Linked DNA regions of Homo sapiens: region 2 is linked to region 1. Evidence: read pairs that join two places in POLR2A ChIA-PET (ENCODE). Cell type or tissue: B cell. All regions are shown on one strand. Each heading gives the region's core, and the rest is flanking DNA. Links, peaks and the distances in the headings are about the cores only.

Evidence for each region. ChIA-PET counts read pairs that join two places held together with the same protein. Peaks named below come from ENCODE experiments on the same cell type or tissue, not always from the same donor. Only the 100,000 strongest peaks of a DNase experiment are listed, where the experiment ranks them.
Region 2: POLR2A ChIA-PET joins it to region 1 with 7 read pairs; 1 of 35 experiments calls an interaction of 5 or more read pairs at or near these places.

The regions. Positions count from the first base shown.
Region 1 is chr2:60,490,015-60,495,396 of GRCh38, reverse strand. The region is part of intron 2 of BCL11A (BCL11 transcription factor A); the gene reads left to right. Among named protein-coding and RNA genes, the nearest start is that of BCL11A, 61 kb to the left of the region's middle. RefSeq lists enhancers at 990-1,489, 1,490-1,991. In B cell, for the core only: no CTCF peak of the experiment used is centred there; a DNase peak (open chromatin) is centred at 2,676; H3K4me3 peaks cover 1,351 bases; H3K27ac peaks cover 5,000 bases.
Region 2 is chr2:60,411,057-60,416,438 of GRCh38, reverse strand. The region is part of intron 2 of LOC124906010; the gene reads left to right. Among named protein-coding and RNA genes, the nearest start is that of MIR4432HG, 22 kb to the right of the region's middle. RefSeq lists an enhancer at 2,613-2,742 and a silencer at 3,213-3,262. In B cell, for the core only: no CTCF peak of the experiment used is centred there; DNase peaks (open chromatin) are centred at 2,518, 3,200 and 4,237; H3K4me3 peaks cover 2,159 bases; H3K27ac peaks cover 3,572 bases.

The DNA.
Region 1 (5,382 bases), core at 126-5,125:
TTCCAGTGCAAAGTCCATACAGGTAATAACATAGGCCAGAAAAGAGATATGGCATCTACTCTTAGACATAACACACCAGGGTCAATACAACTTTGAAGCTAGTCTAGTGCAAGCTAACAGTTGCTTTTATCACAGGCTCCAGGAAGGGTTTGGCCTCTGATTAGGGTGGGGGCGTGGGTGGGGTAGAAGAGGACTGGCAGACCTCTCCATCGGTGGCCGTTTGCCCAGGGGGGCCTCTTTCGGAAGGCTCTCTTGGTGATGGAGAATTGGATTTTATTTCTCAATGGGAATGAAATAATTTGTATGCCATGCCGTGTGGACTCCCAAAATTGTAAAGGAGGTGAAGCTTCCCCTGTCTGCACTCTCCCCTCCTCATAATTGTCCATTTTTCATCTGTCGGGCTGTCCACCCATCCATCACATATAGGCACCTATCAGGTACCAGCTACTGTGTTAGGATCTGTGTTCCCAACTGACTTGCCTCCCCCTGACGTCATATTCTTTTCCTTTTTCCTCTCCCTTTTCCCTTTTCTTCTGACCCAAACTAGGAATTGGGGAAAGGGCCTGATAACTTTGTTTCTGCTGAGGTGTAACTAATAAATACCAGGAGGCAGCATTTTAGTTCACAAGCTCGGAGCACTTACTCTGCTCTAGGAACTTTACAAATACGCACTCATTTTATTTTCATACAAACCCTATGAAGCATATACTATTATTATTCCTATTTTACGGATGAGTCCATATTTTAAATTCCAGCTGAAGAAAGAACATTTGGTGATAAATCATTAGGAATGAGCTAGGAGTTATTTGTCATCACAGAACCAGTCTGTATTGCCCCAAGTCTGGCTTTGCCAATTGGAGATTAGGGAGATGGAATGAACACTTTTCGTCCCCTTTGATATCTCATCTCACTGAGCTCTGGGCCGTTTCCACTCTTCTCTCCCCATACTCCCATCTTGGCAAAAATTGCATAAGATTTATAAGACATTAGGGTATTGGAGATAATTTATTACAACCTCCTTGTTTACAGAGGGGCAACCCAGGTCCAGAGTGGGGAGGTGACCAGGCCATGGTCACTGCCCAGTTTAGAGGCCATGCACAGATGAGAAGCCAAACTCCCAGCTCCCAGCCCACGTCTTCCCACTCTCCCATGTGGCCTGTCAGCATCACCCTCTCTCACTCTTGCTTAGCCTGTGTAGCTCAAGGATGTATTTATTGCCCTAGGCGTAAGAATGTGCTCAGGTTTCTTAAGTAATGTAGGTGTGCCTCACCCATGGGGCTTCACTTTCTCTCTGTTTATTGCCAGTAGTGGTCTCTGTTCTGTTTTCTTCAGTTTCTCCCCCTTGCATTGTTGTCTAAGATGGCTGTCCTGTCTTTTGTCCACTTCCCCTCCACTCCCCGTACCTTCCTTTAATCAGCTTCCGCCACTGCCTGAGGCCACTCAGCTCTGGTCCCACTGGAGGCCCTGTCTCCCCCAGGGGTCCTTCTGCTTCCTGTTCACCTCTGATCCCCCAGCCCTGCCATGGCCAAGCTGATGAGGATGGGGGAGGGGGAGGCAGGGGGAATCTTAATTTCCTGCACTGAAGCTTTGCTGTCCACAGCACTGGGCAGCAGCTGCCTCCCTGGAGTGTTGTGTGAGACCTTGATGCTGTCTTTCTTCCCAAGGCCTTTGGCAAGGTAGAAGTCATCTCCTTGACTCTCCATGCTGCTAATGGGGGAGGTCAACTAAGTCCATTTCTGAGCTAGTGGGGGCTCTTAGGACTCCGAACACCACACTTAAGTTATCTCTGACCCAGAGTCCAATTTATTTGGCCTGATTCAAATGAATGCCCATTTTAAGAATGTTTTGGGGTCTCTTCCCATCATTTCCTTAGTGTAGTGGAGAGGTTTCTATTCGGAATAGGATGACATTTGGTAGCTGAGCCAAACAGATAGCTGGGATATAGGGTTTGGAGTTGAACTCTCCAGGGAATGGGGTGGGAGGGGGGCAGCCTGGAGGATGACAAAATGAGGGCTCCCTGGACTCAAACTCAAAACCTTTTCTGTGTTCTCGAAATGCCTTAGATGTTTACCTAAGAGAAATGTAGACATACATTCCTATAAACACATCTACACAGTGTCCATTGTAGCACTGTTCATAGTGGTCAAAAAGTGGTCACAACCCACATGGCAACCAATAGGTTGAATGGATAAACGCCCTATGGTGGAATACAACTCAACAGTAGAAGAATGAAAGAGTAACACACTCCACACCATGGATGAATCCCAGAATCATTCTGCTCTGTGGAAGAAATTAAACACAAAAGACGATATCCTGTATGAGTCCATTTGTAACAAATTCTAGAATTCTCAACACTGTGGTGGTAGGTGGGGGTTCAGTGGTTAGAAGGAAGGGGTCAGAGGGTTAGGGAAGGGGATTGACAGCAAAGGGGCATGAGGGGGCTTTCTAGACTGGTGGACGTGTTCTGTATCTTGATTTTGGTGGAGGCCACACAGCTGTATACAACTGGCAAATTGAATCCAACTGTACACTTAAAATGAATGACTTTTGTTGTATGTAAAGTATACCTTAATAAAGCTAAAGCGAAACAAAACAAAACACCCACCACTGGAGTGGAACCAAGTCTGTCTGTAACCTTTAACTGTTTGGGTCTCCTCAAGACTCTAGCCGTCTTTCAGGGTAGCACCAAAGTACATTTCAGGGAAATGAGAATGCCCTTTGTATTCTGAGATTTTATAGAAGTTGGTAATGACAGAGAGAGAGAGAGAGAGAGAGAGAGAGGGAGGCCCACTGAGATGGGGTTATCCACCATAAGCAGAGCATTTGGGTCTGAGAAGCGCATGAGTACTGGTGAGTATGTGAGGAAGGAGAGAGCAAGGGGAGGAAATCTGTTTTCCTAGAATTCCAGCAGGCTTCAAAAAGTAAAAAGGGGAGGGAGTACCCAACTAAGTTTTTTTCTTCCCTAGAAATACATTTATTCTAAACATTAGCCCAATTAGTTGTCTTTTGTTTGTTTGTTTGTTTGTTTTTGAGACAGGGTCTCGCTGTGTTGCCTAGGCTAGAGTGTAGTGGCATGTTCATAGCTCACTGCAGCCTTGATCTCCTAGGCTCAAGCCATCCTGTCACCTCAGCCTCCTGAGTAGCTGGGACGACAGGTGCATGCCACCATGCCTGGCTAATTTTGTAGAGATGGAGTTTCTCCCTGTTGCCCAGGCTGGTCTTGAACTCCTGGGCTCCAGTGATCCTCCTGCCTTGACCTCCCAAAGTGCTGGGATTACAGGCGAGAGCCACTGTGCCTGTCACCAACTCAGTCTTATTCATCAGTATGTCTTCTCCTTAAGCGGAGATGCTAACAATGTAGCATCTCCTGTGCTGAATTCCTGTAAAGTGAGGGTTTTTGTTTTTCCTACATCCATCTTCCTCTCCAGATTCCCTCTCAATTTCCAAGGTATTTAGCGTAAATGCAATATCTGAACTTCATTTATTTGGCAGATTTGTGTGGACTGCCTTTTCTGAACCTATTTGGGTGCTAAGGACTGTATGGATTTGGGTTCTTAACATGGAAAACGTCTGTGCCTGCGTAGTGTTGGGTCCTACCTGGCCACTTGGCTCTCAACACGGAGTGATGATGCCTAGGGTGTTTTGACGTGGGCAGTCAGCCCAGCCTGGAGAACTGAGGGGAGCATTTCTTTCTTTTTTTTTTTTTTCTTTTTTCTTTTTTTGGTGAGACGGAGATTTACTCTTGTTGCCCGGGCTGGAATGCAATGGCGCGATCTCGGCTCACTGCATCTTCTGCCTCCCAGGTTCAAGCGATCTCCTGCCTCAGCCTCCCGAGTAGCTGAGATTACAGGCATGTATTACCATGCCCGGCTAATTTTGTATTTTTAGTAGAGACGGGGTTTCACTGTGTTGTCCAAACTGATCTTGAACTCCTGACCTCAGGTGATCCTCCTGCCCCGGCCTCCCAAAGTGCTGGGATTACAGGTGTGAGCCACAGCGCCTGGCCGGGAGCATTTCAAATGATAGTTAGGACTTCCTTTTACTGTACTTAATAGCTGAAGGGGGCCAAAAGTGTCCATGTTTGCTGCCCTCTGGCATCAAAATGAGGTCCTTTTTAGTAGTGCTGCATTTAAAACAGCATTAAGAATACGTTTTTAGAACTTAGCTTTTTGCATTGAGGATGCGCAGGTGGCTGAGACTAACTTCTTTGCAGATGACCATGGTTGAAAGTCAGCTATAGAGTTGCACAACCACGTAGTTGGGCTTCACATATAGAAGATGTTGTCATTTTTTGGTAACTCTGTCAGACTTTACCAACCTGGCGCACAGTCTGGTTGGCACATAAACTTCACATTTGCTCTTCTCCAGGGTGTGGGGTGGCTGTTTAAAGAGGGTGGATATTCATGCTAATCTTTGTGTAGCATAACATGTTACTGCAACTTGCTTTTTTTTTTTTATCTGAAAGTTCAAGTAGATATCAGAAGGGAAATGTTTGTGGGTGCTAAGAAGGTTAAAATTACCATTTTGAACAGAAATGATATTTGGAAAAATAACTTCCCTTTTAGGAAGGTAAATCAGTCATTTATATGCTATTTGTTGAATTCCTAGAATATATGAATATCATGTCACATGCTGTGCTGGTACTTTCAAATATAATAGAAGCAAGTAGGAGAAAGAGTCCCTGTATTGAAGAAACTCATTGGGAACACATGAAATTAATTAGAGGCATAGAGGGTTAACCAGCAATGTAAGGCCTAGATATGAGTCAGGGAGTGGTGCATGGGATGAGTGTTCTATGAGGTTGGAGAAGGATGAGATTGATTCTTCTTGCTAAGGTGACTAGGTAGACCTTCATTGAGGCCTTGAAGTATGAGCAGGATTCCAGGAGGTAAGAGAAGAAGAAGAAAAGCCAGGAAGGAAATGAGAACGGAAGGGATTTTTACTTGGGCAGAATATTTTCCTTGATGGGTACGGGGAACTAAGACTGGAATAGAAAATTGGAGTTGGATTGTGGAGCTCTGGAATGATGGCTTAAGGAGTTGGACCATATCCTATAGATCACAGAGGGCTGCTGAAATACTCTGATCAGAAGACAAAGGCAGCATGCTAGGGGATGTTAAGTGAGGACTCTGCAAAGGGGGTGGATGAGTTGTTGAAATTCTCTGTTATACCCTTCATGCCGAGTTCTCCCCTGTTGACTTATATGTTCTAGAGGATGGAGTTGGTTGACCGTAGGGTTTCCTTTCACTAGCAGAATGGAACCAGATATTGTAGGAGCCTAGCACATGGGTCTGTTACTAATATAGAGGACTGTTTAAATCTTGGAAAGCTTTCCTTTTGCCTTTGCCCCCATTGCAGATGGGGAGTGGGCAGGAATGACGT
Region 2 (5,382 bases), core at 245-5,244, 79 kb after region 1:
CAGCCAAGAGTTCGCATTCATCATCCTCACGTCTGCCTGTGACTCTACACCATTCCTTGCCTTCTGCTTTACCCTCTCTCGCTTGGCTTTCACCCTCCCCGCCCCCAATCACAGCCGCATTGCCAGAGATAAGCACATAGTTTACTATGGCTCAGGAACCATGGGGAAATGCAAGATAGGTTCCTTGTCCTCCAGGAGCTTAAAACATAACAGGGAGAGAAATTGATCAATAGTCAATGCAAATCCAATCAAAATCCCAGCAGGCTTTTTTTGTTGAAATTGACAAACTGATTCTAAAATGTATGTGGAAATGCAAATGCCTAAAATAGTTAAAGCAATTTTGAAAAAGAAAAACACATTTGGAGGACTTATACAGTGCTATCTGACTTCAAAACTTGTGGTGTTAGTGTACAGACAGACAGGATCAATAGAACAAAGTCCAGAGATAGACCCATGCATATAAGATTAACTGAATTTTGACAAAGATGCACAAGCAGTTTAATGGGGGAAAGGGCAATCTTTTCATCAAAGGAGCTGGAATAATTAGAATTTATATGCAAAAAAAGAACTTCAACCTACAAGTCACACCACACACAAAAGTTAACTTAAAGTGGATCACAGATCTAAATGCAGGGCAACAACTATAAAAGAAAACATGGAGAAAATCGATGTGACCTTGCATTAGAGAAATGCTTTTTTTTTTTTGAGATGGAGTTTTGCTCTTATTGCCCACACTGGAGGGCAATGGCACGATCTTGGCTCACTGCAAGCTCTGCCTCCCGGGTTCAAGCGATTCTCCTGCCTCAGCCTCCTGAGTAGCTGGGATTACAGACATGTGCCACCATGCCTAGCTAATTTTGTATTTTTAGTAGAGACGGGGTTTCTCCATGTTGGTCAGGCTGGTCTGAAACTCCCGACCTCAGGTGATCCGCCAGCCTCGGCCTCCCAAAGTGTTGGGATTACAGGCGTGAGCCACCGTGCCCGGCCTGAGAAATAATTTTTAAATAGGACACACATGCACACACAAACCAAACTATTAAATAAAAAATTGATAAATCAGGCATTATCGAAGTTTAAAACTTTTGCTCTTCGAAAGACACTGTTAATAAAGTAAAAAGACAAGACAGACTGGGAGAAAGTTTTTGCAAAAAATACATCTGATAAAGAACTTGTATCCGGAATAAATAAAGCACTCTCAAAAGTCAATAGTAAGAAATCAATGCAACACAATGAAAATGAGCGAAAGATTTGAACAGACATTCCACCAAAGAAGGCATGGCAAATAAACACATGGAAAGATGCTGAACATCATTAGTCATTAGGGAAATGCAAATTAAAACCACAAGGAGATATCACTACATATGCACTCGAATGATCAAAATTAAAAAGACCAACAATAACAGGCACTGACCAAGATGTGGAGCAACTGGAACTCTCATTCACTAGAAATGCAAGATGACACAGCCACTTTGGGAAGTACTTTAGTGATTTCTTATGTAGTTAAATATGCACTGACCGTATGACTCAGCAATTTATCTGCTAGCTATATTCCCAGGGGAAATGAGAACATACATCCACACAAAGACTTGTATTTAAATGTTCACAGTGGCATTTTGTTATGTTAAGGAAAACTGGAAATAACTGAAATACCCATCAAGTGATGAATGGGTAAACAAATTGTGATCTATCCATACACTGGAATATTACTCAGCTCTAAAAAGAGCTGAAGTACTGAAGTACTTTATGCATGCAACCATATGATGTGTTGAGATGCATGCAACAATGTGGATGAATCTCAAGGAATATGCTATGTGAAAGAAGCCAACCACAAAGACTACATTCTGAATGATTGCAAAATGCAAAACTCTAGACAAGGCAAAACAATAGTGATAGAAGACACATCAGAGATTCCCAACAGCCATGGGGCCTGGATAGGGGATTGATGGCAAACAGGTGAGAGATAATGTCAGTGTTCTACACATCACTGTGCTGGTGGTCATATGGTTGTATATGGTTGACAAAACTCATTCAATTGCGCACTTACAGTTGGTGAATTTTTGTTGACTACAGAAAATACAATGTGGAGAGAGAACATGTTTGTGTGAAACAAACAACGCAAGTTAGAGTCAGAGAGAATGCCCAAACCAGAGCCATAGACTGGGCACTATAGAAGATAAAAAATGGGACCTGGAGCCCCCAACTCTGTGTGAGATGATCCAAGAAAGGTGGGAGAAAGGAGACCAACGTGGGTGGGCATTGAGCACTTGGTAGGATTGGCAAAGGAGGAGGGGGAAGGGCAGGGGCTCAGCCTGTGGGCAGAACCCTGGGGAATGCCAACTTCTACAGGTTGGGCAGGGCAGCGGTTCCAGCCCTGGTGGTTTTGGTCAGCATCTTTACAGTAAGCCGTGGGGAAGTGTGGAGTTGCTCGAGTGTGGCAGTGCTTTTGGCCTTGAGCCCCACATGCAGGTCACTTTCATCAGAACAGGAAAACGAAACAGGCTCCCCTGAATGATTTATGGGAGGGCTTGTGTTTTGGGGATGTGATACTGCAATTTGTGTTATAGGACCAAGACATCTGTTTCCAGGGAGGTGCGTTCTCTTACCATGAGCCTTTCCCACGAGGGATCTTTTGCCCCCTTAAGAGTTATCCATTTTATCTTAGTTGCATGTTAGCATAATGGGCCTTCTGGTGACAAGTGGCCTCACCAGGACCTGAGTGTGCATGGTGTGGGGCCAACTGGGAGGTGAGCAGGAGCTGTCTCGGTCTTACCCTGTCCCTCGGATGGTGTCTAGCCGTGCAGTAAGCTGTAGGATTAGGGAGCATGCCATCTGTGAGATGGCACAGGCAAACTCCCACTTAACAATTAAGTTTTAGCCATTTATTTGATTAAATTTCAGTTATGCTAACTGTCCCCATGTGGATTAATGGCCCATGCTGGGGAGCTCTGCTGCCAGCAGATCTTGGCCCACAACCCCTTCTCACCAGGAGGTAAAGTTCCCTGGGGAGGCCTGAAGCCAGGGGTGTGCAATTGTAGAGTATCCTGGCTAGGGGAGCTTTGGCAAGGTTCTTGCTCAAGTCCTCACATCACAGAGGACAAAACTGAGGCTGGCTTCAGTCACCAGGAGCCAGTATGGAAGGGACCCACATAATGGCCACACAGCCTGTCAAGTGTTGAGTCACTTGACAGTTATTTGACTCATTCCTTTTTGTCTACAAGCAGTGGGGGCATGGCATGGTGCATGTAGATGGAAACACAATGTGTACCTGTGACGGACAAGCACCCCACCTCCTACCCCTTCTCAGAAGGGGAATTTGGGAGGAGGTTTGCCCCTGCCCACTTTCCCCTGTCAGACAGGTAGAGGAAGAAAGCCCCATGCGGAGTTTGATTGGGGAGGGAGGGTTAGTACTAGCTACCCCTTATTATTATTATTATTTTTTTAACCCTACCTCTGTCTGCTTTTAAAAGGAATCATGAATCCTCAAATCTTAGGAAGATTTTTGTCTGGTATGACTCCTGGGAACTTTGGTCAAAGGGTGTCTGAGATTCCTGAGGCCCCACCCTGCCCAGTTTTAATACTCCTCACTAATCCCTTTTCACCCCGAGGCTTCGTCCATACGGTGCTCCCTGTCTCCTAGCATGTCTGGGTGAATCCTGCTGGCTCCTACCCCGCCAACCTCCTGCAACCCATGATCCCCATGAGTCCATTATGCAAGATTGTGTGTGTACCAGTGCCTTCCCCTACACTGTATGTGGGATCGAATATTCATTGTATAAGTAAAATTAAAATGTATTAACTTTCCTTCCAGATGCCCCCTGATAGCAAGTTTAATTACTCTGGACATAATTAAATGAGTTTAGGAGATTAGAAAATATAAGGGGGTAGTGAAGACTATAGATTTATTGGGAAAAAAAGGAAAATTTAATTCTGAAGTCTGTTGTCATTTGGTGGCTAGAATGCTGGGGCCTGGGAGGGATGGGGGAGATACTTTGGTAATGGTGGAATGAGGTCTTCAGGAGGCTTGAAGCAGTTTGGATGCATCAGTCTCTTGGCCCACAAATGTAGAAATACAGCAGACTTATGCCTGGGCATCTTTCCTCTGATGCAGTGCGGTATTTTCCTGCAAGAGCCAGGAGCTTGGGGCAGGTGTAATAACTGAGGAAATGGATGCGCCAGCAGACAGCTGTGCTGTGAGCCTCACCCTTCCGTTCAAGGGAGCTTGCCCATCTTGCCATAGCCTTACCCTCTTGTGATAGGCTTTCCTGGGACCTGCAGCAAAGTCTGCAAATGTTGAGAGTGTCTTCAGTCACAGAACTGACTCCCCGGAGGGCTCGCTGCCTTGCTTTTCTCTGGTCCTTGTTCATCGCATACCTCCAGGCAACTTCAGCCTCACCTTTGCCCTAAGGTAAGGAGCAAGGGTTGTATGGTAGCTTCCAGGTGGAGCCAAGAGACCCTTAGTCTAGTTGGTTCATCATATGCTGTATTTCTGCACTAAAAAACCCAGACATACACATGCACACTCAGCTCACACATATACACTCACTACTGACACATACATATACACACTCACTTGCATGAACAGCCGCTCACATATGTTCACACTCTCACTCGTAAACTCACATGCATGCACACATTCTCATATACACATGTATGTACACTTGCACATACACATTTGCTCATCCACACATACATACACTTACTTGCACAAAGATACACTCATGCATACTCGCGTCCACACACTCAAATGCACACACACAGATATACACTCAACAGGGTGCTCCAAACTCAAAGGTGAGTGTTTTGGAGAAGTTATCCTCTTTTTGGTTAGTTTTCCTACAATTCCTTCTTTTCAGAATCTAGTTTTTCAGCTGGAGGAGGTGTCCTGCGTCTGAGTGAGAAAAGCTGTTGTGGTTTCTTAAATTTTTTAGCTGCACAGGCGGAAGGATATTCTTCCTTGTGGTTTAGAATTACATCTAGAAAGTTGCAAACAGATTTCCACAGCCTCCCTTAAGGTGCCTTCTTGTGCTGTTTTAAAAAGGAGGGCTCTAGAGAAGGCACTGATATATATATTTTTTAATAAAAGGAAAAATAAAATACAAGGACATGGAATGAATAAGGAGAGTGAAGGGAAAACAAGCCCGAGGAGATAAAGTGAAAATTCTCTTACATTTGAGACTTGGGTTGGAGGTGGGGGTTGGGGACTGCCAACTGCTATAGTGGTGTTTAGAAATAAAGAGTCTGTGTTATGTCTAGTGGTCCTAGTATTTTGTGTTACTCTGACCCCGGCATTGTATCATTTCAATGCATTCAGGGTGTGCAAACGTTCAGTCCTGGTTAGAGGAAGGTATTTTGTATCCAGGCCAAATCTACATTTCAGATTTG